Regions from separate parts of the Mus musculus genome. Here regions 2, 3, 4, 5, 6 and 7 are each linked to region 1. A link is a loop called in an ENCODE intact Hi-C map of the cell type or tissue named here. Cell type or tissue: heart. All regions are shown on one strand. Region 1 holds the start of Gm39222 (a long non-coding RNA gene). Region 2 overlaps Fto (fat mass and obesity associated). Region 3 has its middle 27 kb from the start of Gm24254. Region 4 has its middle 98 kb from the start of Gm24254. Region 5 holds the start of Irx5 (Iroquois homeobox 5). Region 6 has its middle 25 kb from the start of Gm36670. Region 7 overlaps Fto (fat mass and obesity associated).

What was found. Hi-C counts contacts between places; a loop is a spot of excess contacts. Peaks named below come from ENCODE experiments on the same cell type or tissue, not always from the same donor. Only the 100,000 strongest peaks of a DNase experiment are listed, where the experiment ranks them.
Region 2: a loop joins it to region 1, with 6 times the contacts of the local background. A loop is called at or near these places in 8 of 42 quality-filtered maps.
Region 3: a loop joins it to region 1, with 2.3 times the contacts of the local background. A loop is called at or near these places in 3 of 42 quality-filtered maps.
Region 4: it touches region 1 in a loop (4-fold over the local background); 5 of 42 quality-filtered maps call a loop at or near these places.
Region 5: it touches region 1 in a loop (5-fold over the local background); 23 of 42 quality-filtered maps call a loop at or near these places.
Region 6: it touches region 1 in a loop (8-fold over the local background); 8 of 42 quality-filtered maps call a loop at or near these places.
Region 7: it touches region 1 in a loop (7-fold over the local background); 13 of 42 quality-filtered maps call a loop at or near these places.

What each region holds. Positions count from the first base shown.
Region 1 is chr8:91,795,528-91,799,527 of GRCm38, forward strand. It overlaps Irx3 (Iroquois related homeobox 3), which reads right to left. Exons shown (of 4, transcript NM_008393.3): 3 at 3,884-3,950; 4 at 2,984-3,449. The coding sequence ends at 3,395. Gm39222 (a long non-coding RNA gene) reads right to left here and starts at 2,216. Exons shown (of 3, transcript XR_879088.2): 1 at 1,516-2,216; 2 at 1,363-1,424; 3 at 47-167. In heart, CTCF peaks have their summits at 2,177 (motif pointing right) and 2,380; a DNase peak (open chromatin) is centred at 2,374; H3K4me3 peaks cover 1,650 bases; H3K27ac peaks cover 1,405 bases; H3K27me3 peaks cover 3,075 bases.
Region 2 is chr8:91,487,188-91,491,187 of GRCm38, forward strand. All of the region lies in intron 7 of Fto (fat mass and obesity associated), which reads left to right. Among named protein-coding and RNA genes, the nearest start is that of 4831440D22Rik, 21 kb to the left of the region's middle. In heart, no CTCF peak of the experiment used is centred here; no DNase peak of the experiment used is centred here.
Region 3 is chr8:92,065,053-92,069,052 of GRCm38, forward strand. No RefSeq gene overlaps it. Among named protein-coding and RNA genes, the nearest start is that of Gm24254, 27 kb to the left of the region's middle. In heart, no CTCF peak of the experiment used is centred here; no DNase peak of the experiment used is centred here; H3K27me3 peaks cover 2,072 bases.
Region 4 is chr8:92,135,616-92,139,615 of GRCm38, forward strand. No RefSeq gene overlaps it. Among named protein-coding and RNA genes, the nearest start is that of Gm24254, 98 kb to the left of the region's middle. In heart, no CTCF peak of the experiment used is centred here; no DNase peak of the experiment used is centred here; H3K27ac peaks cover 1,224 bases.
Region 5 is chr8:92,353,857-92,357,856 of GRCm38, forward strand. It overlaps Irx5 (Iroquois homeobox 5), which reads left to right and starts at 3,940. Exons shown (of 3, transcript NM_018826.2): 1 at 3,940-4,000. It overlaps Crnde (colorectal neoplasia differentially expressed (non-protein coding)), which reads right to left and starts at 2,264. Exons shown (of 4, transcript NR_110452.1): 1 at 1,832-2,264. In heart, CTCF peaks have their summits at 2,019, 2,223 and 3,909; DNase peaks (open chromatin) are centred at 2,345 and 3,925; H3K4me3 peaks cover 4,000 bases; H3K27ac peaks cover 3,919 bases; H3K27me3 peaks cover 256 bases.
Region 6 is chr8:91,964,495-91,968,494 of GRCm38, forward strand. No RefSeq gene overlaps it. Among named protein-coding and RNA genes, the nearest start is that of Gm36670, 25 kb to the right of the region's middle. RefSeq lists an enhancer at 1,837-3,809. In heart, CTCF peaks have their summits at 2,484 and 2,688; DNase peaks (open chromatin) are centred at 2,627 and 3,107; H3K4me3 peaks cover 1,246 bases; H3K27ac peaks cover 2,123 bases; H3K27me3 peaks cover 1,453 bases.
Region 7 is chr8:91,378,051-91,382,050 of GRCm38, forward strand. All of the region lies in intron 1 of Fto (fat mass and obesity associated), which reads left to right. Among named protein-coding and RNA genes, the nearest start is that of Fto, 67 kb to the left of the region's middle. In heart, CTCF peaks have their summits at 901 (motif pointing right) and 2,494; DNase peaks (open chromatin) are centred at 921 and 3,871; H3K4me3 peaks cover 544 bases; H3K27ac peaks cover 1,922 bases.

The sequences.
Region 1 (4,000 bases):
GAAAGTGTGGCTAAGTCTGTCAAATCCACCTTTCCTGGATGCTCAAAGTGAGACCTAAGAAATATGAGACTTGTCTCCACTCAGAGTTACCTTCAAGCACAGGCACAAGTTTTACAGACTTGTAGTTGTCCATTTTTGCTCCACAGGGGCACATGCAACCTAGAATTCTAGGAAGAAGACAATGTTTTTGGAAGAGAGTCAGTCCCAAAGAGAGTCCTGGCAAAACCTCCTAATAAACTCAAACCAGAAGATATCTGACACACAGTTCTTACCCAGGCATCCATCTCTCTGGCTACCTTTCCCCAAGACAGATGGGCCAGGGACAGACGTGCCTTTGGGTCTCCCTGTCCTCCATGTGCCCAGAGAATACTCTCTAGTAGGTGGGATTTGTCCCCTCTTCACTCCTGGCATGAAGCAAGTAAGTGGTGTGTCATGTACTAACCCTTGGTCCTTCCTGTCACCTTGGGGTTGAATTGAATTTCTTGTTGCCTGAAGTCCCCGTACTCCCAGAAGACAATTTAGTTAGAAAATATTAATGTGTCAGTGGACACCTGGAAGGTAATTTTATTCTCCTTGGGCTCTCTGGCCTTGGCAGGCACTGTCCCTTCCCAGTTCTGTGAAGATATTGGGGAAAGCAGTGTCTCCAACCTAGTGGATCCCACACATACTTTGGATGGCTCTGAGTAACCAGCCGGACAGCAAAGGCACTTCCTAGTGTCGAGCTGACATATTTCACCTCTGATTGGAGCAGCAGCAGGGACAAGACGTACACTACTTCTCACCCCCCCCCCACCACGTCTTCTAACTTTCCTTCTCCATTTTAGGAATCAATATTAAGGAATGGAGGGACTTCTTGGGACCCTTTCCTCTTTTGCTGGGAACCTGGGAGATTCTGTTTTGCTTTGGTTGAGTTGGTATACTGAGGTCAACTTGGGAACGGTGGTGTCTGAAGCACACACTGTATGAGATATGCCCAGGGTGGGGCTGGCTCCCCCATGCCTCCTCCTATTGCTGTACTTTCAAGATAGACAGTCTGGGCAGTTCCGGAAGCTTCACTGGAGAGAGACCCTATGTCCACCCATCTCTCTCCCACTGATGAAGTCCCTCTCTCTGGGGACCTCCTCCCAGAAGACTGTGCCTACCAACATCATTTTTCCCCTGGGTAGTTTCCTGTTTTCCTTGGTAAAGCTGGTTTCAGGGTCTCTTGAGCCACCTAAAGGAAAGGTCTCACATTTCTGGACAATGGGAAGGGGAGCGGCAGGTACCCCTGGGAACTGAGGATATTTAGTTTAAGCCTCTGCAAATGGCTGGACACCCCTACTTAAGAATGAGCACGGGCAGACCCCCCTCTCTCATCCTCACCTTGTGAAGCAGGCGGCTGGTGAAAAAGAACCCGAGGAAGTGAATTCTCTGCCCTTGGCTTCCTGGGAAGTAAATGGATAGTCAGTGTGGGTCAGGGCTAAGCCCAGGAGGTAGGAACTAAGATGCCCTTGTACAGATACTCATGGCACTAACCAGAGCCTTGACCCTTGTTCTGTGGTACTGACTTCACATGTATGACCTAAGAAGATGGAGCGTCAATGCTTCAACTGTGAAAGACCTTGAACCCCTGAAACACCTTTGCAAACAGAGAAAGGAAGTGTTTGCTTGAATATCAGTCCGTCCCCGTCCCCCCAACCCCCCGCTGTCACTGTCCTTTTCTTTGCTAGTGGTCTCCATTCTGAGGACTTTCGTTATGTGGGCACCGGTCTTCATACAACAGAGTCCCAGGTCGCCCGTGGCTCTGGCAGCTGTGTCCTCATCTCGTGGACCCGTACACTGCGGCGGCCCTCGCATACAGATCCACAATGTTGACTGTGCTGGATCCAGACTGGAAGCTGATCCAGGTTGTAAGCACTAGCTCTTTCTACCTTCCAACAGTGTGCAAGACCTTGCTCACGAGAGCCCTGCTCTGCAGCTCAGATGCACAGTGCATGGCTATCCCGGAAATTCCAAAGGGCCAGACAGGAGGGCCTCAAAGGCGCCCCCACTTCGAACCCCATCCAAGGCGTCACTACTCTGAATGTGATTCTCCACTTCTTAGAATCAAAGTTGGGCAAGCCAGGCAGGCAGTGTCCAGGCAGGCAAGGGACCAGGAGGGCTGCAGAGGCCGGGAAGGTCTGGCGCCGACCGTCCCCTTCGTCCTGTAGAGGGAGCTCAAGCCCCAGGTTTCCCCACTGTGGCGTCCACCCCCCACCCACCCGCCACCTTCGCCCCTCTCTTAACGGTCCCCCGGCTCACCCGACTTCTGACACGATCCCAGCTCCAAAGGTTCCCGGGCTGTACCCCGAACCCACGCGTGATTTCTAAAAGTACTCATAAGCACCTAGGGACCAAACGCCGCCTGGCTTCGGCCTTGGATTTCCAACACCAGCGCGGTCACACGCCACCAAGCGGGAAACGTGAACACCCCGGCTTCTCACGCAGATCCCCCACGCCCTTTGCACCTATAAGGAGCCGTTGGAGAGGGAACCACGGCGAGAAAGGCCTAGGCATTGAGCGTTTAAAGACAGCCCCTATACTCCAGGCTGAGAAACTTCAGTTGAGCGCAGTCAGAAGGGAGCAGGGAGGGCGAGTCTCCCAGCCCACGCCCTGAACTCCTGGAAGCTTCCCTAAGTCTTTCTGCTAAGTCATCAGAGGAGGCCCCAAGGCTCCATGGTTACTCCTGTGGACCCGTGGGCAGAGCCTAGTTTTCCAGCTCCTAGTAAGGAACCAACATCATTTTCTCCTTGGTCTTTGCCCTTTTTTCTCGGTCGCCCAGCGACTCTCATCACCCCTTCTTGGAGAGGCTTCTAAGCCTGGCTACCTAAGCCCGAACGACTTCTGCCATTGCTGTCCTCAGACCCAGCTCATCTTTTCCTGTAGATTCTTTAAACAACGGCCGGGGGTGGGGGGGAAGAAACACCAAAAACACCAAAGAACCATGCAGCAAACCGGTCCATGTGGCAGACCTGCCGGTTATAGTCAAAAGTGGCAACAGCTCATTTATTTAGCCAAAAAATAGATACTTTCTTGTACAATTTGGTTCACACGTATGTACATTTTCCCGTATATACAAAAAGAGTCAGACAGGCTTGTTCTCTCCGTAACCCCACTCCCCCCCCCCCCGAAATCAACACAACGAAGGAACCTCACAATCTAAATGTGGGGTGACTTGGGGGAGGGCCAAGGTGGGGGGACTGGCTTTCTTTCTTTCTTTTGTCCTTTCCTGTTGTTGTTGTTGTTGTTGTTGTTGTTTAGTGTTTCTTTTAAGGTAATCATACACAGACATGCTTGCAACTCGTCACTATACAGAGCGATTTTGTTTTGTTTTGTTTTTTACAATTAGTACAACGATTTAAAAATGGTTGAAAAGTTAAGACGAGGAGAGAGCTGATAAGACCAGAGCAGCGTCCAGATGGTTCTGTGGCCTGGAAGAGAACGGAAGCAGAGACAGTGAGCTTTAGAGTTGGGGAGACTGCTTAGATAGGGGATCCCCTATAAAGCCGGTGTTTAGCTGTGGGAGTATTAACTAAAAGCTGAGCTAAAGAGATCAGAAGTCAAGACCGGGCTTGGAAGGAAGTGGACATTACGCAGAGGCCTTCTGCGCCACAGGCCTCTTGTAAGGGCCAGACTTCCCCTAGCTCTGTACCACAGGCCTGAGGTGCTCCAGCCGAGAATGGAACCGTGTCTATGGGTCCACAAGAAGTGACAGAAGAGTGGATTTTTTGGGTCCTTTAGCAATAGTTTGCCAGCTACTTTGCTACCTTCCCAGGGGGCAAAGGGCTCCCGCCACTGGCTCTGTGTTTTTCTTATTCCTCCCGAAGGGTCTCCCACTATGCTTCCCAAATTCGGAGTCTCTTACCGCCTTGGCACCGGCTGGAAAGCTGTCTTGAGTAACTTTTTCTCCACTTCCAAGGCACTACAGCGATCTGTAGGAAACAGAGGGAAGAAAAAGGAGGCCTTTAAAACACAGGCTCCA
Region 2 (4,000 bases), 310 kb before region 1:
TTGTTATGTTTTACATAGGCACTTAGGATCCTGCTTGCCGAGGCCTAATTGTTAGATGTCAACCTGACATTGAAGTCATAATCTTACCAAGCTGTAAACTAGGACTTAGAAATAAGTAAGAAAAGAACTCCATAATTCTGTAAAATAAATTGTTTAGTCATTTATTTTTTATTTTAAGTACATTGGTACTTTGTCTCCATGTATTTGTGTGAGGGTGTCTGATCTGGAACTGAAGTTACAGACAGTTGTGAGCTGCCGTGTGGGTGCTGGGAATTGAACCTGGGTCCCCTGGAATAGCAGCCAGTGCTTTTTAACTGCTAAGCTATCTCTCCAGCCATAAAACAGTTTTTATTTTAGAAGTATTTGATTTAGGAGTATTCCACCCTGCCAACAAGTGCAATGTTTAGTATTGTGATCACACAGCGAAGTTCATCACTAATTCACTGGAAAGATATCTGACTATGGCTGTGTGCCAGTCTCAGTCCATGAGTGCACACATTCGCTAGGAGTGGCAGTTAGTTAGAGGAAGAACCTTCTTTTTATTATATTTTATACTGAAAAAAAAAGAAACAAAGGAAGAAAGGAAGGAAGGAAGGAAGAAAAGAAAAGAAAAGAAAAAGAAAAGAAGAAAGGAAGAAAGAGAGAGAGAGAGAGAGAGAGAGAGAGAGAGAGAGAGAGAGAGAGAGAGAGAGAGAGAGATCCAAAACAAAACAGTAAACTAAAGGAGCAGCAATCTGGAGAATTTTCCAGAGCTCTGTTCTTTACTGAGAAAAAAAGAAAAAAAGAAATCAATGTTTCAGTGTCTCCCTTGCATACCACAGTTGGATCATTATCAGCAGAGTGAAGGATTGGGCCAAGATAAAAGGGATGTTTCTTCTAAATTAAGTTGAAGCATTGCTTTAGGCCTTTAAAAAAAAAGATTTCTAATAAACTCATGATAAATTATTTTTGCTATTGAAAGAGACGGCGGAGAATCATCTTTGGAAAAGTCCCCTGCTCTGTGGCTCTTAGTGCCGTGCCATGTGGTATTTGGTTATTAAGGTTGGATAGGCATTGGCTGGTGCGGCTGGCTCTGTCAGCCTTGTTCCTGCTCTCTGGTTTAACTTGTAAGCAGTAGGGGGCAGTGTTGAGCTGCCAGTTGGAGGTCCCAAGATGCTGTCCTTCAGGAAAATGCATATAAATGTCCCATTAACTGCCAGGAATTACCCCTGTTGCTTCAAGTTAGCTGTAATCTTCAAGATTCCATAACACGGGAAATCAGTTGTGGGTTCACAGATTCAACAGCAATTTTACTTCAAAAATGCAGCGTTTGGTGCGCGTTTAGATTCTGTGAAAGTCAGCTAATCAAAAGGGCATTTCTTGATTGTTCAAACTTTTCTTCCATGAAATATATTGCTCCAAATTATTATGACTTTAGACAAGTGATTCCTTGTTATCTTTTTGCGTTTTTGAGTTAATGGGGTCCTGTGCGTGTTGTGAAAAGGTGTCTTTGATCAGTGCACCTTCGTCTGCTCTGTAGCACACGCCTGTCCTTTTCAATAAGACCTTGGGCAGTGCACGTATTGGGGTTTTTTTTGCCTATGTGTTAAGCAGTCTTTGATGGCTCTTGTACCAGGGAAGAGGTGTGTGCTGTAGTTTCTGTCTGTCTTCCCGTCCTTTCTGTCGTGCGGTTGGGAGGGGTTGCCTCCAGAAGCCTACAGGAGAATGGAAAATGAATTTTGAAATAGCTGTTCCCCCATTAGTGGTAATTGCTGCACATGTCATAACCAGCCACATATTTCAGAAAGTTTAGTCAGCTGTACATAAACTCCCGGGCCTCTGTTCCCCACTCCCTGTCCCAGCAAGCATGCCCTGGCACACTGCTTATTCTTACTGCTTCTCTCCCGGAGGACGGTGTGTGTGCTTGCTCTTGTGATGTAAATGTTAGGCCCTTATATTTGAATGACATTCTGATAAAACATCACCTCTCCGCTGAATATTACTTGGTGAATTTATTGAGCATTGAGCCCGGAGCAGCCTGACCCTTTGCACCACAGTCAAGCCTTTCTTGCCTTCTTTGCTCTCCACTCAAGAAGCATTCTAACACTTGAGTACCAGTCACATATTTGTATTTTATTATTTTTTCAGCCAACCCACTGCCTCTCATCCAAGATTATTATGTTAGGAGGAGGCACTTCGGGATAGGAGAGTTAGCATTTGAAAGAAACCGTGCAAGCTTTTCTTGCTGGCTAAAGAGGAGTATGAAAAGCTCACATCCCCTGTGAGGCGACGCCGTCTCGCCATGGCCTGAGATCCAGTGGATAGGCCGTTTGTCTCCCAGGGGTTGGTATCGCTCTTTGCAAAACTGACATTTATCTTACCTATAAAAATGTTTTAACACTATCAAATTCGCGGCGAGACCGAGAAGAATGCCGGGGCTGAAATCCTCTAAATTGATGGCATTTACTCATTTCCTTTTGACCTTAAAAACCTCTGTTTTGTACAATGCAGAGGAATTATTCCGGGGAGCTTCCCGAGGAACGCCCTGAGAAGAGCTGGTGGTTTATGTACTGCGGGGTCTTTTTTTTCATGCTCTCCATTGCTGTTGCTTTTCCTTGGGTGGGGGGGGAGGGGGTGTGGCTCCTGCTTATCCTCCCTGTGCGTTGGACCATTTCCTGTCCCAACAGTCCCTGGGTTACAGTAGCAGCCTGTGCATGGCCATTGGCCTTAATAACCTTTGCCAACCGTAGTGGGTGCAAGCCAAGGCTGGATTATCTTAATGTATCCGTTTTGAATCAGAGTAAAATACAACATATAATTACGTTAGGTAAGCTATAGGCTACATTTAATTTACCCATTTATGTTAAAATTTGGCCCAGGAGAGCAGAGAGATGTGGCAAATGAGTGGGTGTTTCATTTCATAACATAACCAGGTCCTTGTTGTTAAAGTTTAACAGAGAAATGTTCATCAGAATGTAAAGGCGTCCCTGACAAGTTATTTATAATAGTTTAATTCCAGGTGAGTCACGCGTCTCTGCTTGTCACTGTGGTCTGCATAAATCATGAGGAAGCTTGCTGTGGAGGCAGCCTGCTGCTGCAGGGACGGGTCCTCAGCCTGTGGCTCCCACAGTTGCAGGGAATGAGCGAGCCAAAGAGCAGTTTTGTTTATTTGTTTAGGGAAAGGTTAATGAAGCTGTCACTGTAGCTGTGGATAAAGTTCTTTATAGTGAACATAAGAACAAGGCTGCTTCCTATGTGCTGAAATATATATCAAACATAATGGTATTTAGATAATAGCGCAAGTAAATTCATATTAAAATTCTTCCTAAATTAAAGATTTTAGGGGGCCTGAAAGATATAACAATAAAATATTAATAAATATTTCAGGCTCATATTAATGGTAAATCACCCAGATACAGTATGTATATTTATACATGTATATGTTTATCTTTCCCCATAAGTATTCCTGGGAATACTAAATTACATGTACTAACAATGTACTAACGTACCTTGCCTCCCATTTCACCCTGTTTTCATTTTCATCCTTAGTTGTGTGTGTTGTCTATGTGTAGATATGTACACAGGAATGCAGGTTGTCTATGTGTGGATATGTACACAGGAATGCAGGTGGCTTTGGAGGCCAGAGGCTTCCGGTCCCCCAGAGCTGGAGTTAGAGGTGGTAGTGAGCCAACCAGCATGGGTGCTGAGACTTGAACCTGGGTCCTTTGCAAGAGCCCGGCAAGCTCTTAACCACTGAGCCATCTCTCCAACCCTAGGGTCAGTATTTCTAATTTAGGAGCAGAGTATATTTTAGTAATTTAAGATGTGGAATGAAATGTCTGGTGGCTTTCAATTAAGATTTAAATTCCCTTCTCCCTCTTTTGACTGGGACATTGCTGAGTGGCTCAAGATAAGCCCAGATTGGAAGCAGGTTAAACAGTTCGAAGCACCCAATAATTCAAAGTCTGGAACACAGTATTTTAGGGCCATTTTGTTTGTCTTTGGAAATTGGGAAAAGCTA
Region 3 (4,000 bases), 270 kb after region 1:
CTCAGCAAGAATAATGTCCAGTTAGAACCTTTTGCTGGTTAGAAAGAATTTCCTCTCTTGGCCCAAGGCCCATTTGGTATGGCCTTTGAGAAGAATTCCTGCATTCAAGCAAGCAAATACTTCAAAATTCAGAGCAACAATCCTTCAAGATCAAATTTAGGAAATGTCTCATCGAGTATCTAAAGAGAGAGGAGAAGGGCTGGATTCTTTTGACAATGTCCAAGCGGCAAAGAACAACTCACAAGACCAAACTAGATCGTTTCTTCCCACTAACACAGAACCCAGAGGGAGAAACGTAGATGGGGTAAATTCCTTCTGAAGGGCATTATATAAAGTGCTAGACCGGGAGCCTCTTCATCCGAAGCTCTGGGTCCTGATGCAACAATACAATCTAAAAAACCCCGCCTCTTTGGCCACAGCAGGAGTTCTACAATACAAATCTTACATCAAGTGTGTATGGGGGTGGGGGGTGGGGGGGGTCCACCCATTTTTTTCCAGAGGTGCTCCCAGAAGGTTCTGTCCTTGGCTCAGCTCTAAGCTGCAAGTTCCAGCTGGAAGAGAGTAGCAAGGCTCTGAGGAACTTAATAGAATCCTTAATGCTACTCACAGTCCTCTGAGAGTGAACTGCATTAGGTGGCTATTATGGTAGGAGAGCGCTAAAGAGCACAGCAGCACCTCAGCCGGCAGGCTGCCCATCCAGACCGGTTTATGGTCAGTACCATTGTTCCTTCACACCCCAGGTTAGCTTTAAATTGCAAATGATACCCTGGAAAGGAGAGGGGTGTGTGTGTGTTCTGTTCTTTTCTTCTCTTCCTCTCCCCTGCTCTCTTTCTTCCACTCTCTATTTCTTCCCCCACCCCCTCCAAAAAAAAATCTTCTCAGAAAGAAAATCATTTTAGGCCATAAGGAACTGAAAGGCATTGTTAATACGGCTCGGACCATAGCAAATGAAATACACCATGGGGCTGAGAGCCGCTTGATTCTGGAGCTCTGGAATGTGGTCCACATGAGAACATAAACAATGCGGAATCTGTAAGAATTAATAGGCTGGGCTTGACATATTTCCCTTTGTCTGAGGCCGAACAGGCGATGACTGGCTGTGTGGGAGGAGGAGGAGGAAGAGGAGGAGGAGGAGGAGGAGGAGGAGGAGGAGGAGGAGGAGGGTCATCTTATTTGATTAAAAAAAAATCCAATAATTCAGTTGATAGGAGGAGTGTGTGTGGCCACCCCTCTCTGCACTGGCCTGAAGAATCAATGACTGCCATCCACCTCCTTACTGGCTGTGATCAAAATGCTTATTTAAAAAAAGAAGAAGAAGAAGGGGGGGAGCGGTCTCCATAGGATTGTTTGCAAGCTGCAAAGTGCTTCCGTGGCTGACACAAAACTGCTGGGAGCTGGGAACCTATTCCCAGTCAGAGGCCTTCTCTGTCACCTCGGTGGGTGAATAATTGTACCTTTTGCATACTTCCTGTCATCAGCAGCAGGAATGAAGAGGCCCCAAGGACCGCCCTGGCAGCACGGGTGTCGCACCAGCAGAGTAAATTAAAACACAGATTAGAGCAAGTGTGATTGGGGGTGACAAGTAGGGCGGGCGCAGCCTTGGAGGGAGCACTTTACCCATATGGTGCTTGGGAAGCCGGTGCTGTCTGCCTGCTCTACCCAGCCTGCTGCAGCTGCCTGTCAGGAGGGGGCACTTAGGAGGCCTCAAGCCATTTTTTTTTTCCTGGAACTGAGAAAATTAGTTTCCCTTTCTCTACAAGTTCGAGTCCCAGCTGTGCCCAGGTCCTCCGGGCCTCTATGGCAGCATATTGGCAGCACCCAGCCTCAACTGAGGCTTCACACCTTTTGAACTACTTGCTTTGAATTCAGGGCAGAGAGCTTCAGACGTGGAAAGTCAGATGGAGCCAGAACCAACAACAGTCCTCTGTGCGGATGAATGGATCTGGACTCAGGAAGACCTGGCTAGACTTACTAGCATGTGCCAAGATCCAAGGTGCTGTAGCCCTTTCCAGGGCCTGTGTGAATCCCTGAAGAGCTGATGCCTCACTTGAGATATTCAGGATGGCCCTGGGGGGTGGGGGGAGGTCAGGACCGTTTAGTTCACTTTCCTTTTCTAAGCCATTGCCCTAGGGCAGAATATTGCCCCCCTCCCCCCAGCTATCTCCCCTACATGCCATCGACATGCCTGGTCCTCATGTGTGTCAGACTTCAGACTCAGTGAGTAGGTCTAACCAACCCTCCCCATTCTACCAACTAGGAAACCAAGGCTAAGAGAACGTCAACAGTGTGCCTGAGGTCCTATAGGTAAGAAGTGTGGTAACGGCGGGCGATGGTGGCGCACGCTTTTAAACTTGGGAGGCAGAGGCAGGTGGATTTCTGAGTTCGAGGCCAGCCTGGTCTACAAAGTGAGTTCTAGGACAGCCAGGGCTACACAGAGAAATGCTGTCTCAAAAAAAAAAAAACAAAAACAAAAACAAAAACAAAAAAACAAAAATAAAAGAGGAAATGTGGTAACTAGGAGCTCTCCGTTTGCCTCCACAGTGACAAAGGTGTCCTCAGTCTTGAACACACCCCACTCAGCTTGGTACACATGAATCATATGTGGATACATTTTCAAGTGCCAAAGGACGAGAACTCACATGTGAGCACTTCAGCATCACAGATCGTTCCCGGAGGACTGCAGCCTCCCCGGAACCCTAAACCTGCAGTAAGACAATAAGGAAATGCCATGAAAGAATTTGCTCAGAGGAAGTAAGGACTGAATCTTCCAGACTCAACTGTGGGTCTCTGGAGTCATTGTCTGTTGCTGCTTAAAGATCAATAAAGATTCCATAGTGCTCAAAGATAAATTTATGGCCATTCTCAGAGTCTATCCAAACTACCACCTGCATACACGCACACACTCATGCACACACATACACACTCATGCATATGCTCACACACGTGCACGCACAGAGGGACTGGGGCAGAGGGCAGCTCTGCCTTCCTGATTGTTCAGGACTAAATTTTCAGAGCCTGTTCTGCGTTTATTACATTCATATCCTATGTCTGACCTCTCAGCAAACCACATCCCCTCTGTCTTCAAAGCATAGTTTGCGCGAGTGCACGTGCGTGCGCGCACACGCGCGCGCGCGCGCGCGCGCACACACACACATACACGTGCTTCTGCAACTAAGGCTGTCATCCATCCTCACTTGGATCATGGCGAGAGCCTTCTCCCTGGGTCTTCTGCTTTTGGCTTGCCTCTCTGTCACATCCTTTAAATCAGTGTTTCTCAACCTGTGGGTTGCAACCCCTTTGGAGGTTGGTTGAACAACCCTTTGATAGGGTAACATGTGCGATATCCAACAGTCAGATATTTACATCACAATTCACAAGAGTAGCAAAATTACAGTCATGAAATAGCAACAAGAACAGTTGTATGTCTGGGGATCACCACAACAAGAGGAACCCTATTAAAGGGTTGGAGCACTAGAATGGTCTAAAACCACTGCATTAGAAGCACCCAGAACCCCTCTGGCTTCTCATGGCACTCAGTGAAATTCCCTCGTTACTTCTGTTTTCCTGGATTATATGTTTGCGCTTCTCGCGTGGCCACCCTGGAGTTGTTTCTGCTGGGCTGGTTTCCTACTGGAGATCCCCGAGCCTTGGCCTCTGTAGTTTGTACATTCTAGAATTTGCTTCCCCATCCTGCCCCACGCTCCTTTGCCTGTTCACCTCCCAGGTCGATACACCCACCTCATTTTCCATACGAGCTGTCTTCCCAAAACATCTGGGACACAGCAAACCCTGGAGATGGTGATGACAGTGAACGTTCTAGATTGCAGTCAGGTCTCCCAGACTTGCTGCCTCTGTTCCTGGACAAGCAGGCAAAGCTCAGAAGTCCCCAACAAGCTGGGGCACCCACAGGGCAGCAGTGGAGCTGGGAGACAGCCATGGGTCTCCCCCCATCCTCTGTGTGTGTGTGTGTGTGTGTGTGTGTGTGTGACTACACAGGTGA
Region 4 (4,000 bases), 340 kb after region 1:
TGTAAAGTCAGCTGTCTACTGGATTAGGACAGCTAATACGGCTTCGCTCAGTCCAGGTGAAGAGGAACCGATTCTAAGCTTTGGCGATAGTTTTACCCCTTGGCAGGCCATCTCTGAAGCCTCCGGGGGAGGGGAGGCTGTTATTGTTTAACATTTATTTGTATGTGTCTATGTTTGTAAGCATGAGAGTATGTATGTAGAAAAAAAAAACTCCTGTAAGGTCTGATATTTTTACTGCACTTATTCTTGTGTGTGTGTGTATGTGTGTGTGTGTGTGTGCACCGCAGTGCTCACGTGAAGCTCAAAGGACACCTCGAAGGAATCAGTTTTCCTCACACTGTGAATTCCAAGGCTAGAGTGGGAAGGGAAGCTGGGTGGTGGGCGTCTTTACCCACTGAGCTTCTCAGCCTCCAGTTCTACAGGACTGTGAACAACCCCAGTATGGTATCCTGGTGCCTCATCTGCTCCTCTGTTATGAAGAAAACAACATTCAAAACTACATTCACTTTAACAGTAATAGAGAACATAAGAAGGATACACTGCAGAACCAAAGTCGTATGCAGCTGGAATGAGCTGTTCAGAAGATGGGAAGTTAGCTTAGATACCTAGACACAGGTTCTGGGCATGGTGGTTGCAAAAGCATCAGTTTCAGATGACTTTGTATATGAGAGGGAATTCGTCAAAGTGGTTCCCTGGCTATTCTTCAATTAACCAGAAAGTTGGATTAATTGTGCACACACTCCCATGTTCAGGAGCAGTCTGACCTATGAAACGTGCAACTCTGGGTAAGACAAGGTCATACTAAAGTAGAATCTCTTGAACTTGGCTTAGAGTGTGCAGTGTAACAACGGCTCCGAAGCAAGGACGTGTTAGAGGCGAGGGGTTCTGTTTGGCTCCACAGAGGGACAGGACAGACGCGGCTAGGCTAGTCAAAAGCAAGTGAGGGGCTCCATCAATCCACCTGCCTCGATGTGGCCATCCTCAGAGAGGCTGCGGAAAGAGAAAGGCCAACAGCTGTTCTACAGCAATTAACCAGCAGGCTCGGCTGCAGAAGGAGATTATTTTTGGATGGTGTAAAGAGATTCAAATAAAAATGTCAGCGTGCCCATTATGGATGAAAGTTAGAAAAACTTAAAGTGGCCCTGAATTAATCACTGTTTGGCAGGAAGCCGCATAAAGAAGCGCTCCTCCCCGACCCCCCCCCCGCATCCCCCCCCCGCATCCCCCCCCGCATCCCCCCCCCCCCCCCGTCTGTCTATTTTCTTGCCTCTTTGGTTGAGGATGGGGAGGGTGCTTCTTGTTTGCTACCTTAATTCATCTTGGAGTGAAGATTTAATGACAAAGTTACAAGCCATTAAAGTAGCATTTACTGAGGGGCTAATGAGAGTTCCTAAGAACTCTGCTAAAAAGCGATGAAGCCCCTGACACAAGAGGCCTTTGAAAACACCGGAGAAAGGAGTTCATTAGCTCCCCCCCCCCCACTTTTTTTTTCTTTTTTCTTCCCCTTCCTCAACAATGAATGTTTCTGGTGCCAAGCCTTCAGGAATAGAGTTGATTTCCTTTCAAGTAATTGATGCGGGCTGGGCTTGTGTACCCAGGCCAGACAACCTCTCCACAGAGGCAGGAAACCTTGCCGTCAAAGGAAGCTACACACTCCTTCCTCCTGGGCTGGGCAGCCCCTCACATGCACTGGATTTATGCTGGGCTGCCAACCGCCTCCGATTTTCATGCCTCCCGTGGCTAAGATAACGAAGGCTGCTTGCAGCCCCCCCCCCCCCCCGCCCCGAGAGCCCCTGCTTTCTTAAAACTCCAGCCAGGATGTAACAAAACCTGCGGCTGTCACCCCAAATCGAGCAAATGAGCCCTTGTCCTACATCATAAAGTCTAAGAGAGTTATTGAATGTCCCCCACCGAGAGGGCTCCATTTGCCTCTGCCCTCTCTGCACATGTCCCCTTGGAATATTCTGGGCCCGCTCGCTTCTGCTCCTTCTGTCTAAGAACACAGGAAGGAATAGCTGAGGCCGTCTGTTCCAAACAGATCAGGTTTTCTTAAGTCAGGATTGTTTTTTTTTTTTTTTTTTTTTTTAAGAAGCGGAAAGGAATGCTGTGAAGAAACTGGAAACTGGCCATGTTTTAACTTCAAATGATCTCTGGGTCTTAGCTGACGCCTAAATGGCACAGCCTTGGGTAAGCATGAACCCCAGTGACAGGAAGTGAAGGGAAGGAAGTCGTGAACCTCTGGAGGTAAAGCAAGCAGCAGACCTTAGTGTGTGTGTGTGTGTGTGTTTCTGGGGATTTAAGGTGCAGATCTTTGGGGGTTTTAGCCCCAAGAAGGCTCAGAAGGGTCTGCAGAACACGTGATGTGCAGAAAACACTCCTGTTTACACTTTCCAAAGGCTCCACTCAAGGATGGAGAAGAAAGGCTTTGCTGTCTGTCCTGGTTGGGCTTTTTGTCAACTTGACACAAGCCAGAGTTCCCTGGGAAGGTGAATCTCAATTGGGAAGTGGGGGGGGGGGGCAGGGAGAAAAAGCCTCCATCAGATTGGCTTGCTGACAAATCTGTAGAGTTTTGTTTGTTTGTTTTTGATTAAGAATGGATGTGGGAGGGCTCGGGTTTTTGTGGGCAGTGCCATCCCTGGGCTGGTGGTCTTGTGTGCTGTAAAATAAAGCAGGCTGAGCAAGTCATGGGAGCAAGTCAGTAAGCAGCCCTCCTCCATGGCCTCTGCATCAGCTCCTGCCTCTAAGTCCTGCCTTGAGTTCCTGCCTTGGCTTGCCATGGAGAAGGCTTGTGATCAGCACATGTAAGGCAAACAAATATTTTTCTCCTTAAGTTACCTTTGGTCACGGTCTTCATTGTAGCAACAGAGAGCAAATTGGAACACCACGAAAGCGCTGTGCTTGGAGAACAGGCTTATTAAAATTCTGTTTTCCACAGCAACGTTAACCAGAAATGGGAGAGATGCAGCCTGTGAGTGCGGTGACCTAAGCTTGTGCCTAGCGACACAGCACAGAATCTCCTGGGGTGGTGGGACTCAGATGCCTGCTCCTCCCTGGCGCATGCGCGCATCTCTAAGACCGGCCCTAAGCACAGGTCTATCCTGCAGGTTGCACATCCTACAGTTTTTGACTAGTGATGACACAATCCAATTGGTGCTGTTTATGTGGGGTTTCTCCAAGTTGACAGGCTTCAGGTGGAAGGCAAAGGATGGAAAGGAGGCTGGAGGCTAAGTTTACGAAGAAGAAATCAACCCCAAACTTCGATATTTATCTTGGACTACTGGGCCACTGGGACTGGAAATTCCGAGGGACACTAATATGACAACGTTGATAATATTCTCACCATCAGCCGGGCGGTGGTGGCACACGCCTTGAATCCCAGCATTTGGGAAGCAGAAACAGTGGTATTTCTGAGTTCGAGACCAGCCTGGTCTACAGAGTGAGTTCCAGGACAGCCAGGGCTATACAGAGAAACCCTGTCTCGGGAAAAAAATAAAATAAAATAAATAAATAAATAAATAAATAAATAAATAAATAAATAAATAAATGGACTACTACTTGTGTTCATTTCCTGGTAAACTCAGGCAGAGTCCTTCAAGACCAGGCCCTAGAATCTGCACTGTTCAGGTGAGCCTTTAAGAGACCAGAGAGGTCAGCCACTCCTTGCTGCAATCACCCAGGCAGTGTGAAGCTAGAGAACATAAGAGTCTAACTAAGCAGGGCTGGCCTGTACCCTCAGCTTTGTCCCTTTTTATTGTTGTTATTTTTGTTTGAGATAGTATGATTCAGACTAGCTTGTTCCTTAATTTTTATAGCAGTCCTTTCAGGACACCGCAGCCTGCATCTACATTTGGCTAAGTTGGTAGACACAGTATCATCTATCAGCATCATCTGCAGCCCAACAATTGAGAGCTGGAGGCATTGCCTGGTTCTGTGACCTATGGTTAGATGACCTTGTGCAGAGTTCCCAGTCAGTGCCCTCGCTCATACAAAGGACATATTA
Region 5 (4,000 bases), 560 kb after region 1:
TAAAATATATAACACAGTATTCTGGGAGGAGTGAAAGTTTCCCTCATTTCTACAAACGAAAAGGAGGCATCCCATAAACACTGCAGCTATGCACTTGATAATATGAAAAGAGAATGATTTTACATCACCAAGGCTCTTGGGAAGGCTCTTTCCTTCCTCAGACCTTAAAAGGGATACATTTCTCTACTGTTTACATTTTCAGTATTTCCCTGTTTCATGCACACTAAACGCGTCTTCCTCAACAGATTGATTCCAACCATTAATGATTGTCTGCCTAACAATACAGCCCTCTATTTTACGCTTTGCTTTAGAAATTGAGAGCCATAATTCCACAAAGACAGAGCACAAAGAAAGCCAACACAAAGTATTGCCAAAAAGCCACAAGTAGTATCAGAGCATGCCAGAACACTTAACATTAAACTATCATTCCTCTCTAAAACTTCTGTTGCCAAAGAATCTGTCTCACAAAATCTGGAAGCTCAAAGACAGCTTTCAAGAGCAATTAAAGTCTCCAAAAGCAAAACTGTACAAAATTATGTCCTCTCCTTGTGTCTCCATTTATAGACAACATTTTCTCTGGATCTTAATTAAGATAACGATGCACACCTGTGTCAACATTCTCCAGCAAGACAGCCTTATCAATCATAATCCTTTAAGAACACTCGAAAACAGCCAAGCGATAGGACAGAAGCAATCTGTTGCCTTTCCTGATGCTGCTGCTGTGTCTCAGCCACAGAAATGACGAGATCTTTAAAATCCTGCGGGTCTACTTTTGTAAGTCTTTAAAGTTTTCACTGTAAACAACTATTACACTAAGCAAACAGGCGTCACCTCCTTTGCACTTGATAGAAACAATGACAGCCCTACTTGTCCAGAACTTGAAGAGCAAGCGCCATGCCAGATCTTGGCAGCACAATCGTAGGTCTTATTTTAAAGCTCGATGTTTTAAGAGCTAGGCATAACTAGATCCGTGCAGACACGACAAACCAATAAACCCTTGGCAAGTTTTTAAATGAAGCTTAACAAGCCAACATTAAAAACAGAGTAACCTAGCCCTAGTACATGTTTAGAAATATACAAATGCAGCAGTAAGGGGGAATAAACGAGTCTTGGTGATCTGGCATGAGGGTCCTACCTCTGCTGGTGTATAAAAAGCTTCAGCGACAAGAGACCCGGAACTACAGCTAACAAGTGAACAGTTTCCCAAATGGAAAAGCTGACGGAACAGAAAGGAAAAAAAAAAAAAGGTGTTTGTGTGGGGAGGAGTGTTGATTCTCCCCTAGTATCAAGATAAAAAGTTAAAACCTTGTGTTTGCCAGCAAGAATGTGTTTACCAAGCGAGAATATAAAAGCTTTCTTGTAAACATGGAGAAAAGGACGCCAGATGCTATCTGAGTTCCGTCTGCCTGCTAATGATCAGCTTTCGCCTTCCCTCTCTTATTAACGCGGTTCTGTATCAGACGCAGGCGGCTGAGGCCAGCAGAGCAGCAGAGCCATCAGTGTGCAAATAAAGCAGAAAATAGAGACATCCTTAAGAAATGAGCCTTAAATTTGATGTAGAGCGGAGGTGACAACCAGAGAAACAAAATCGCAAATTCTAAATGTTTCAATATCTTGCAGGACACTTTCTAGTCCTTCACACACACCAAAAAAAATAAAAAAAATAAAAAAAATAAAAAAAAAGAGAGAGAGAGAGAGAGAGAGAGCAGAAAAAATATAGAGTGGGGAGCAAGATGGGGAGGGGGAGACAGAAACAGTCAAGTCGCCCAAGTGGCAGGATTATGTAATGAGGATGTCTGCGTGACAGACTTGGGCTCTCGGTGGCACAAACCTCCTTGGCTCGCTTTCAGAAGTCTTCGTCCTGGACCAGAGCCGAGACACTGATGCCGGGGACACGCGTGGGCCAGGGAGACACGCCCACGCGCGCCTGCCCGCACTCAGACCGCGGGGCCCTGCTGCGTCCACCGCCATCGGCTTGGTGCGCGGCTCTGCGCGGGCCGCGGACGCTCCCTCGTGGCAGGCCGCGCCGACCGTTAGCCGGGCTGAGCGGGCGGAGCCGGGGGGCGGTGCGGACGCGGGAGGCGGGGACCCGCGCGTCGGGGCGGGGACGCTCCCTGAAGAGCTCCGGCCTACCCCGAACCCGGAATGGTCAGCCCGAGAGGCAGCCTCAGGCCGCCGCACGCTCTCCAGGGCTCCGGTTTCGCGTGCCGATCAGTCTAGCTCGCAGCCGCCCGCTTCAGCAGCCGACCGCTTCTGGTCTCCATGACAATACGCAGCCAAAGACCCTCCCAGCCACGCCCCCTGGCGCTGGAACTCCGAGGGAAGCGGATTACGTCATCCAGAGGAGGGGCTAATGGAGACCAACGCCCAATCAGAGGCGAAGCTGTGTAGGGGAAGGGCGGGGTAGGCCTAGAGGTTCTTGGAGAATGTAGTCCGCGGGGTCCAACCTCTCGGGGGCGGAACCTGTATCCTGAGTGCTAAGTGAGGGGGCAGTCTGCGCGCGTGCGTGAATGCGCGCCGCGGTGCGGGTCCCTGTGCGATCCGCGTGGGGTTAGTGTTTGCCACGGCCCCAACCGAGCAAACTGCTTGCTGGCTAGTGAGAATCATTACAGGAAACTTTGTGTATTGTTACGCTCCAGCCTGCGCGTGGCTGGGTTGTGAAAGGCCACAAAATGCTTGATGTGTGGTGTGTGCACTCTGCCGCCGGCGGTCCTGGTTTACCAGCGCCCCTGTCTGTCCCAAAGCTTCAGTGCGTTTGTAATTTGCGGCGGCGGGAGGTGGAGACCAGGGACTAGGGTCTGTTTTGCCTTCTCACTGTGTGGCCGTGGGGGGTTTGGGGAGGGGGTGTTCCGAGAACTCTGCCTGGGACTCTGTGGTGTGTGTTTGCCGGGCCAGCGCCTCGCTGAACAAACAGCGGTTGGGTTGGACACTGTTCACTGCCCAGTGTTTGCAGTGGAACTGGGGCGGGGGCGAGCGAGGGTGGAAGGCGACTTAGTGGAACAAAAGGGGCGAGACCCCACACCCTCCGGCTCCACAGACCTGACGGGGCAAGCTGCTCGTGGCTAGACATGAGAAGCAGGCATCGCTACTTGGGATGGCAAGGGGCCGGGGGCGTCTGGGGGACCGACTCGGGTAGAACAGCTTCTCCGTCGGGCACTTCTTGCCCACTGCCTTCCTCGTTCCAGAGAAAAGTCACACCCCCAGCCAGAGACCCCAGAGTCTCCTCTCTAGCCTCTTCTCGTCGTCTGCCAGGGATGGGTGGAAGGAAGGGCTAGCGGGGCCCCTTCTACTTAGGCCTGGCTCTTGCCCACCTGCTGCAGTTGCTGGCGCAGAAAGGCGGTCATCTCGGCCTCGCTGTGCCCTGAGCGCCGGCATCCATCGACTCTCCCTGGGATCTGAATTCCAGGTCTCCAGCTCAACCTAGAGACCTCCGGCAGGAGGGAGAAGCCACTGTGGAGCGTGGAGGGAGAAAAACCACCTCCCAGCCCAGCTCTCGGGAGAACAAGACGTCCGCCAACTTCGCTATTCGCACTGGCGAGGAGGGCGCAGAGCGTTCTCCCGAGCGCAGCCCGCTGCATCTTTCCCTTTGTGTTCCCGAACGGCCCGAGCCAAGACTAAGGCCAGTTGTACGTCGAGATTGCCGCTCCGCCCAGAGTTAGCAAAAGGAGAGCAAAGTTGGAAGCGATCGGCGCGCTTGGGATGTGATTGTCATCCTGGGGCCGGCGCTCGAGAGTCTGAGAAAGAGAGAAGGAGAGGAAGAGTCGGGAGGGAGGAGGGGGAGGCCGGGCAGAGGAGGAGAGGGGGGTGGCGGAGGAGAGGCGGGCGCTAGGGAGGGGCGAGGGGAGCGCCAGTGAGCGGGAGAGGAGCCGGGGAGGAACAGGGAGAGGGCGAGACGCGCCTGGCGGCCGGGTTGGCTGCCGCCGGCCAGAGGCTCCTGCCAGTCCCCCCACCGACTACACCCCGGGAAGGAGGAGCTTCGCGCGCACACAAGGCGTCAGAA
Region 6 (4,000 bases), 170 kb after region 1:
CCCACCCAAACTGTCCCTGTCGATTGGTTGCAGCAGCTTCTTCCCCACTGACCCCTGAAACCTGCAGCAAAGCACACTATTCTTCCTCAAACGCTCAGGGCTGGGCTGTGGGAGAGAAAGTGTGCCTGCTGGTCAGGAGGCACCTTCTGTATAGCGAATCTGTTTTGCCTAAATACGGATTGAGTTGGCTTGGCTTATTGGTACATTTGGTTTTAACCTGCTACATACTAAAAGCTGAGGTAGCCATTGAAGAATGCAGTATCTATCTATCTATCTATCTATCTATCTATCTATCTATCTATCTATCATCCACCCACCCATCCATCCATGCATCCATGCATCTATCCATCTATCCATCCATCCATCCATCCATCCATCCATCCATCCATCCATCCATCCAACCAAAGCTGGATGCTGGGCTCTGTACTGGGATACAAAGATGCACAAAGAGATCCAGCAGGAGAAGAGAAATTCATGAACAGCTCATCCGATCATGACCACCCTCCCTGATACGTGGAAGGCAATCTATAGTGTAGCTATGCAGGTATCAGTGGAAGGAGTGGGGTCCTTTGCAGGGCAGTCCCTGCCCACTTAGTATCTTTTTGCTGACTGAAATAAAAGCTCCCTTTCTCAGTACACCCTTTGCACTTTTGAAACTCATTACAGCCATTCCTTGTTATCTGTGAAAAATGGTTCCAGAACCCGCCCTGGGTCAAAATCTGAAGGTGCTTAGTCAAGTCCCTTCAGTAATTTGGCACAATATCTGTATAACTGCATCTTTTTTTTGGTGCTTTTCATCAGCTCTAAGTTACTGGTTAGCCTCAATGCAGCACTGATGCTGTGGAAATGACAATTGTCTCACATCACTTAGGGAGTAATAGTGAGAAAAATGTCGCTGCTCAGTCCACTACACGTGCACGATGCAAATGCAAACGGTGCTCGATGGAGACTGAGGCATTGGACTGGGGAAGGCAGGCAGCAGGCAGCAGCAGCCTGAGTAAGGCTTGCCGTTCATACAGAGTGCCCAGCATCAGGCAGTGCCAAGATTTGCTCTTTGGAACTTTGTGAAAATGAATTTCTTTTTTCATCCTGGTTGGTTGAGTCTGGAGATGGCAGAGCCTGCAGATCTAAGGGTTCCAGTTGTCGTTTGCCAGAAAACTGTCATCATAAATATAGAAGTCTCTAAAAGCAGTGACGTAAATGTCATTTCTCAGGTGTGATCTTGTGCAGCGGGCAACCTTTACAGTTGTACATACATAGATGAAATCCCCATCTACCTGGGCCCAGAAGCCCGAGCTGCCCTGATTGAGAGCTGGAACAGACATGGCTCCCTCTGGCCTTTTCCTCGCTCTGTGGCCCCATGTAAAATCATTTCGTATGAAGAAAACCATTACCAAACCTCCATCCCAAAGCGTGGTGGTTTGTATATGCTTGGCCCAGGGAGTGGCACTATTAGGAGGTGTGGCCTTGTTGGAGTAGGTGTGTCACTGTGGATGTGTGCTTAAGACCCTCATCCTAGCTGCCTGGAAGCCAGCCTTACACTAGCAGCCTTCAGATGAAGATGTAGAGCTCTTAGCTCTGCCTACACCATGCCTGCCTGGATGCTGCGATGCTCCTACCTTGATAATAATGGACTAAACCTCTGAACCTATAAGCCAACCCTAATTAAATGGTGCCCTTTATAAGACTTGCCTTGGTCATGGTGTCTGTTCACAGCAGTAAAACCCTAAGACATAAAACCTAGGCAGATTAATGTGAAGGTTATACTGTAGATGTGTCACAGTCCTTAATTTTGTAGTTCAGGGAGAGTGAACCCACAGCTAACGTTCAAGGCTTGAGCAGGACTGGAGGAGAGATGTCAGCAAAAGATGACCAAAAAGGTGAGAGGGACAGAGTGGAAATGGAGTCACAGTTCAAATGGTCCACGGACAAGATCAAAGGCAGCTGATTCTTAATCTACTTCCAATGTGTGGCCTCTTGCAGATAATCTGAAAATCACTGGGGCCTTGATTAACCCCCCCTCATACAAAGAACGTCTCTGTGGGGGCCCTGGAAGGTCCTGGTGGGAAGATAGCTGCCAGCAAAGACCATGGTTAGGGCTGTGGTGGCGGCCAGTTAGTTCCCCTTCACTACCCAAAGAACAAGCACAATGAACGTTTAGATGAAAAAGCGTTGTTGGGGCTCATAGTTGTGAGTTTTCAGTGACTGTCTGAGGCATATCATAGCCAGAACTCTCTCTCAGTGAGACAAACTGCCCACCTCATTGGCCAGGAAGCAGCAAACAAAACTAAATACAAAACAAAACAAAACAAAACAAAACAAAACAAAACAAAACAAAACAAAACAAAACTCCACCAAAAACAGGAAAGAGACAAGATGCCAGGGTCTCACAATTCCTTCTCTCTAATGACTAGGCAGCTCTCCAGCAGGCCTCATCTTTTACTGATCCCACCACCTCCTAACATCGCCCCCTAGGGGGTGAAACCGTTAGCACACGGACCTATGGGGCAGACGCTGGAGGATGCGGGGTTGCCCCCAGAAGCCTCCTTTAGCACAACAGCATGACTTGCCCTTTCTCCTGTCTCCACGCCGGCCAGGGAGGGCAGGGGCCTCATTTCCAGGCTCTGGAAGCACAGCACGGCTCTGAAAACACGACCCCTTGGCAGAGTCCGATGGGAAGAGGAACTCCAGCGGAAGCAGATCCATATCTGCTGCCGAGCAGCCTTGTGTCCTCACATGATGGATGGCACTGAAGGAGGAGCTAGAAAACAAATTATTGTGTCTCTTCCCCACCGACAGGTCTTTAGTGGGGCCGACCGGGGAGAGGAGATGCCGCCGATTAGAAAGTGCTTCACAATAGGCGCTCCGCACAGGAAAAGTGTCCCGAGTTTATCTATTGTTAAGTGATATAATTTATCGTCGCTGAGGGTTAAGGAGCAATTCCAGTTCTTTCCTACTTCGGGAACAGAGATTTGTAAGATAATGCCCAAATTTAGACACTGAAGAACTGTCTGCAGAAATGTTCCCCAAAGGCGGGCCGGCTGGTGCACGCTGGAAGCCAAGTCATTCACGGAGCTAATTTGAGGCTCTCCTCAGAAACTATATTTGCTTTCCGAGCGCATGGTGAGTTTTCATCTGGGCTCTGACCAGCTGACAGCTATGCAAGTTTGTAGATACCAGTAATTGCGTATAGATAACCTTGATGGTTGACCTCGTCGGAGCCGGGCCTGGCGGCTTTCCATTGTTTCTGGCTTTGCCAGTTGCTACTCAAGTGCTGCGGGATGAATTTATATATTAAGAACTCGCAGCAGTGGGAATTGCTTATCACTCCTCGTTCCATGCTGTAAGCTTCTATTTACTTGACTTAGTGAGCTGGGAATAAAAGCCGTGCTCCGACCGTTCACTCCGAGTAGCAGAGGGCAATGTGTTGAAAAGCTATCCTAATTTCTAAAAACAAAGGGAAAGGAGGAAAGCACATGTTTGTCTTCTCCAAATCTCAAAGAGAGGCCCCTCATCTCACCCAGCCACTGCTCCTGTCTAAACGGGTTCCCAGCCATCTCTCAGCGTTCCGTTTAGCTCGGAAGCAGGGTTTGAATTCTACTCACCACCAGCTCGAGGCCCTTGTGTTTTAAGAGAAACGCTGCAAGCAGCTCAGAATTTATGTTTAATTCAGAGAGATGCTTTAAAAAGTCTCTGAGAGAGAAAGGTGATGGCGATCCTGCCGTGAGGAGGGTGCGGGGTGTGTGTGTGTGTGTGTGTGTGTGACAGGGCCACATAAAGACTGGAGTCTGCGTTAGCACCAGACACATGAGCTCATCCACAGAATCTTAATGCTGTGAGCATCTCTGCTGTGTGTGGTTCATCCATCTCTATCTGGATCTTTTTGCTTTTTAAATTTTTTTATTATTTATTTATTTATTTATTTATTTTGGATGGATGAAATATCAGCAGTGAACATGGCTGGCACTGAAATTAGGAAGACAAGATGTAGCTACTGGGA
Region 7 (4,000 bases), 420 kb before region 1:
TAGATTGTGGTCCACGCTCTTCCTGTAGTGGGGCCCATGCTCCCTGTCTCCGCTTCTCTCTACTTCTCTCCTACAACATACCTGCATGCCTGCCTCTGCTTTCTCCTGGGTCTCTCTTCTGTCTGGTCGTAGTAATGCAGAGCAGATCTCTTGTGAAGCTTTAGCAGCAGAAGGGCATTGTCCTGGTGCGGTCTCTATACTGGCCTAGTACTTGTGATGACTACCCTGCATTGATAATGTATACCTACCCAGTGCCACTTTAGGAGTCAGTACTATGGAAACTAGAAAAGCAGTTCTCTGAAGTCACATGATCCTACATTGCTATAACTTTATGGATAACTAAATCTTCCTCATTTAAAAAGCCATTTTCATTATTTCAGATGATCTGCTTTTTCTATTTGTAGGATGGACTGTGAACCATCTGCTCTGTGTTGTCACAACCACACTGTCCTCTGCTAATGTTCCTCCTTCCTTGGAACATTTCATTTTAAGGGGGCTTTTCTGCTAGAAACTTCTTAGAAGAATAAGACATGTATCTGAAAAATGGCTAATTACTTTTGCCTTTAATTTAATTTAGTCTAATTTTGGATTTTGTTTTGAGATATATATACTTAGGAAGGGTGGGATAGAGAAAACAGGAGATAACACATATATGTACTTTAAAACCACACGTTTAGTTTAAGGAACCTTTACAATGTGATTGTTGGCTCATTCATTCATTCTTGTCCAGAAGATTTCATTCAGACTCTCATATATTCTCAACCCGCTTTCTACCACTGAGCTACCTCCAGCCCAGCCCTCCAAGTGTGGTTTCTTTTGGCCTCTTTATCCTAATTCCAAATTGCAGCCAGAGTCCCCGAGTTATCCTGAAGGCTGTACTTTCAAGTAGGAAGGCCACTGGGTGGCACTGCAGCTCTGTGCTCTGTCAGCTGAGCCACAGGCCACTTGGGTTGCTCCAGCTGACTGGCTTTCTGGGTGTCAGGGAAATTATTTTATTGGTAATGGGCACAGTGTAATATATTCCTCTCCACCCTGTGTGGCTATTTAATGCCCTGAAACATGCCCCGCTGTGGCCATGGCCTGTTAACTCTGCTTATTTGGTGTAATAATTAGCAGAATTTCTCACTAACAGGGGTACTTACCAACACCTCACACCTCCGCTGTGTTTTTGTACGTGATGGATTGTACATTCTCAGAAAAAGCTGGGAAGGTCAAAGCTTAACCCGGGTCTAACAGGGCTACCTCCCGCACATTTGCTCAGGATAGGTTTATATTAACTTGCTTCCGAGCGTCTTCACACCGGAGCAGCATGTAATACAAACATGTCCGAGCTTTTATGTAAGGGCTCAGTGAAGGTTTGTAAACACAACACTGTTAATTTTCTACCTTGTAGAGTGATAGAAAAATAAATGAGTAGCCGCCTGCATTGGATGACATTCGGTACTCGGAGGCCTGTGTGTTGGAAGTGTGCAAGTGTAAACAGTGGTGTTTACACACTGGTGGTGTAAACAGTGGTGTTTACAACAGTGGTGCCTGCATAGGCACCACATCTTGGGTTAAAATGGAGAAGAAAAGTTACACATGGAATTTTAATATTTTCCATGGCTGTAAGTTAGGCTCCATTTAATTCTTTCTGGTTTTACAAGTCCTTCTAGGCTCCTACTATTTCTATGCCAACAATTTTATCATTTACAGAGCATGATCAGAATTAACTGACAGAAGACCAAACAGGCTAGAAATAAGTTGAAAGCAAGAAATACTTTAGTTGGGCCATTAGCTTATCCTCCGTGACCATAGGCAGCCTGTATACCGTATCTTTGCTTTGATTCTCTCATTTCCTACAGTTGGCATAACGCCCTCTGCTCTCCTGTGTCTGCTGAAAAATAAATGGGAACTCTTTAAAATACCTCTGCTTGTATTTATTTTCCTAGCCCCAAATAAATGTAAGGTGTGGTTATAATCACCCAGGACGCCTAAGGAGCTTCCGGTGTTGACGCCAAGATGAATTGTAGAGATCTTAAAGGGGCGGTTGTTACAAAAGGTTGTTACAAGTTAAGTTCTCTTGGACTTTGCCACTCATGCTTGGAGGACATACATGTATATTATATGTTATTTGTTTTTTCTAGACAAGAGTTTCTCAGTGTAGCCCTGACTGACTGTAGACTAGGTTGGTTGGCCTCAGACTCACAAAGATCCGCCTGCCTCCGCCTGCCTCCGCCTCCTGAGTGCTGAGATTAAGTACATTTGCTTGGAGCAGGGCTTTCTTTGTGAGTTCTAGCTCACTTTAAACACCTGGCACTTTGACGCTTCTGCCTCTGTTCACATCCATGTCTACCTATGGTGTGTGTATGGGTTTGGTTGCAGGAAGCAGTGACGAGAGGTTGTTTCTGTATAGCATCCTCCTGAGGAGCAGAGAACTGGGCTCAAAGCTAAGCTGTAGTGGCTTCCGAAGCAGTGTTACGGGCTAGCCTGTCAAGGAGTCCCACATCTGCCACATGTGGGCAGGAGAGGATCAGGAAGCCATGGTTAGAATGGTCCGTTTGTAAGGACAGACAGCTATAGGTGAAGCCAGAGACAGCCAGGAAAAAGGAAGGTGCCACCGTGACAACTGATGTTTAAGTGGAATGAGTTTGTGACCTTTCTGGCCTTGTGCTGGAAATCCAGTGTTGGGACAACTACTTTGTCTGCAGAAAAAGCCCAAGGTTCCTGGTGCTGATTTTCTTTCTGAGTCTCGTAGATCAGGCCAGGAGCCTGGTGAGGCCTAACACTTCTCCGGAGCCTTGGCTACAAATTGACTCAAACCAGTTTTTTGTTTCTTTCCCAGCACAGCAAATAGCTAAGCAGGTACTGTTTAAGTATGTGGTCAGTGCTGTTAACTCCCACTACCACTGTGGCACTGTGTTCATTATGGTCCTCTCTGGCTCCTGGAGCTCTAGATGCTACAATTTAGTCTCCACCCCCTGGTTCAGGCCCAGCTCCTGCCTCCCTGGGCTTTCTCAGTCATCTTCCTTATCTGGCCCTCCGACCTCCAGTCTTGGTTCCTTTGAACTGAACCATATTATAAATAGAGTTAAAACACAGGGCAGCAAATTAAACACTCTCTCTCTCTCTCTCTCTCTCTCTCTCTCTCTCTCTCTCTCTCTCTCTCTCTCTCACCAAAATTATGCCTTCACTGTGTTCCTGTCCTTCTCAAAAGCCTTTTGTGGCTGCTTATTACATTCAGGATGGAATCCAGACTACTCAGCCAGACTCTCTGGACCTTCCATAATCAGGGCACAGTCTATCATCCTCGCCTTATCTCCCGCTCTCCCCTGCTGAAGCCGACTGTTAGCCAGAGGTCTAATCACCGACGCTTGATCGGCTGCTTTGATTACTGACTTTTTAGCTCTGCCGCCCTTATTACCTGGCGAGCTGTTTTCTGCTTTCTTCTTCTCATCACCTTGGCACAAGGTTCTTCTCTCCTTTGTTCAGACTTCTTAGAGCACTGTTGACTAAGGCGTTTTTATTTTATTACCCGCATTGTTAGTTTTCTTTTCCCCTGTTTTTCATGTAGGCAGTATAAATATTTGTTATGGATTGATTGATCTGTTGATTCTGCGTGGCTCTGACAGCCACTTGCTGGGGAGAGGGGGATGGTGGAGGGTCAGCGTGGGGCTGAAGCAGAAGCCCGGCTCTGTGACTTTGCCCTTTTGATTTCTAGTGAAAGGACAAATTAACTATTTGCTTTGAGCAAACTAATGCAGTGTTTTGTGGATTTAGGGTTTGAAAAGGACCCTGGGAGGGAAAGCCTGGGAGTTGAGCTCTTAGCCTGTTTGCCAGGCTGGAGGAGCTCCACTCTGCCACAGCCTTGCCGTTTGCTTAAGTGAGGGTTGTGAAATCACAGTGGAATTTGTGGTTGCTTGCCAGCGAGGAGGAGGAGGAAGAGAGGTTCTGAGTAAATTAGACATGCAAATTAGTAGGGCATGGGGCTCTAACAAATTATACAAGAAGTCCCAAGAAG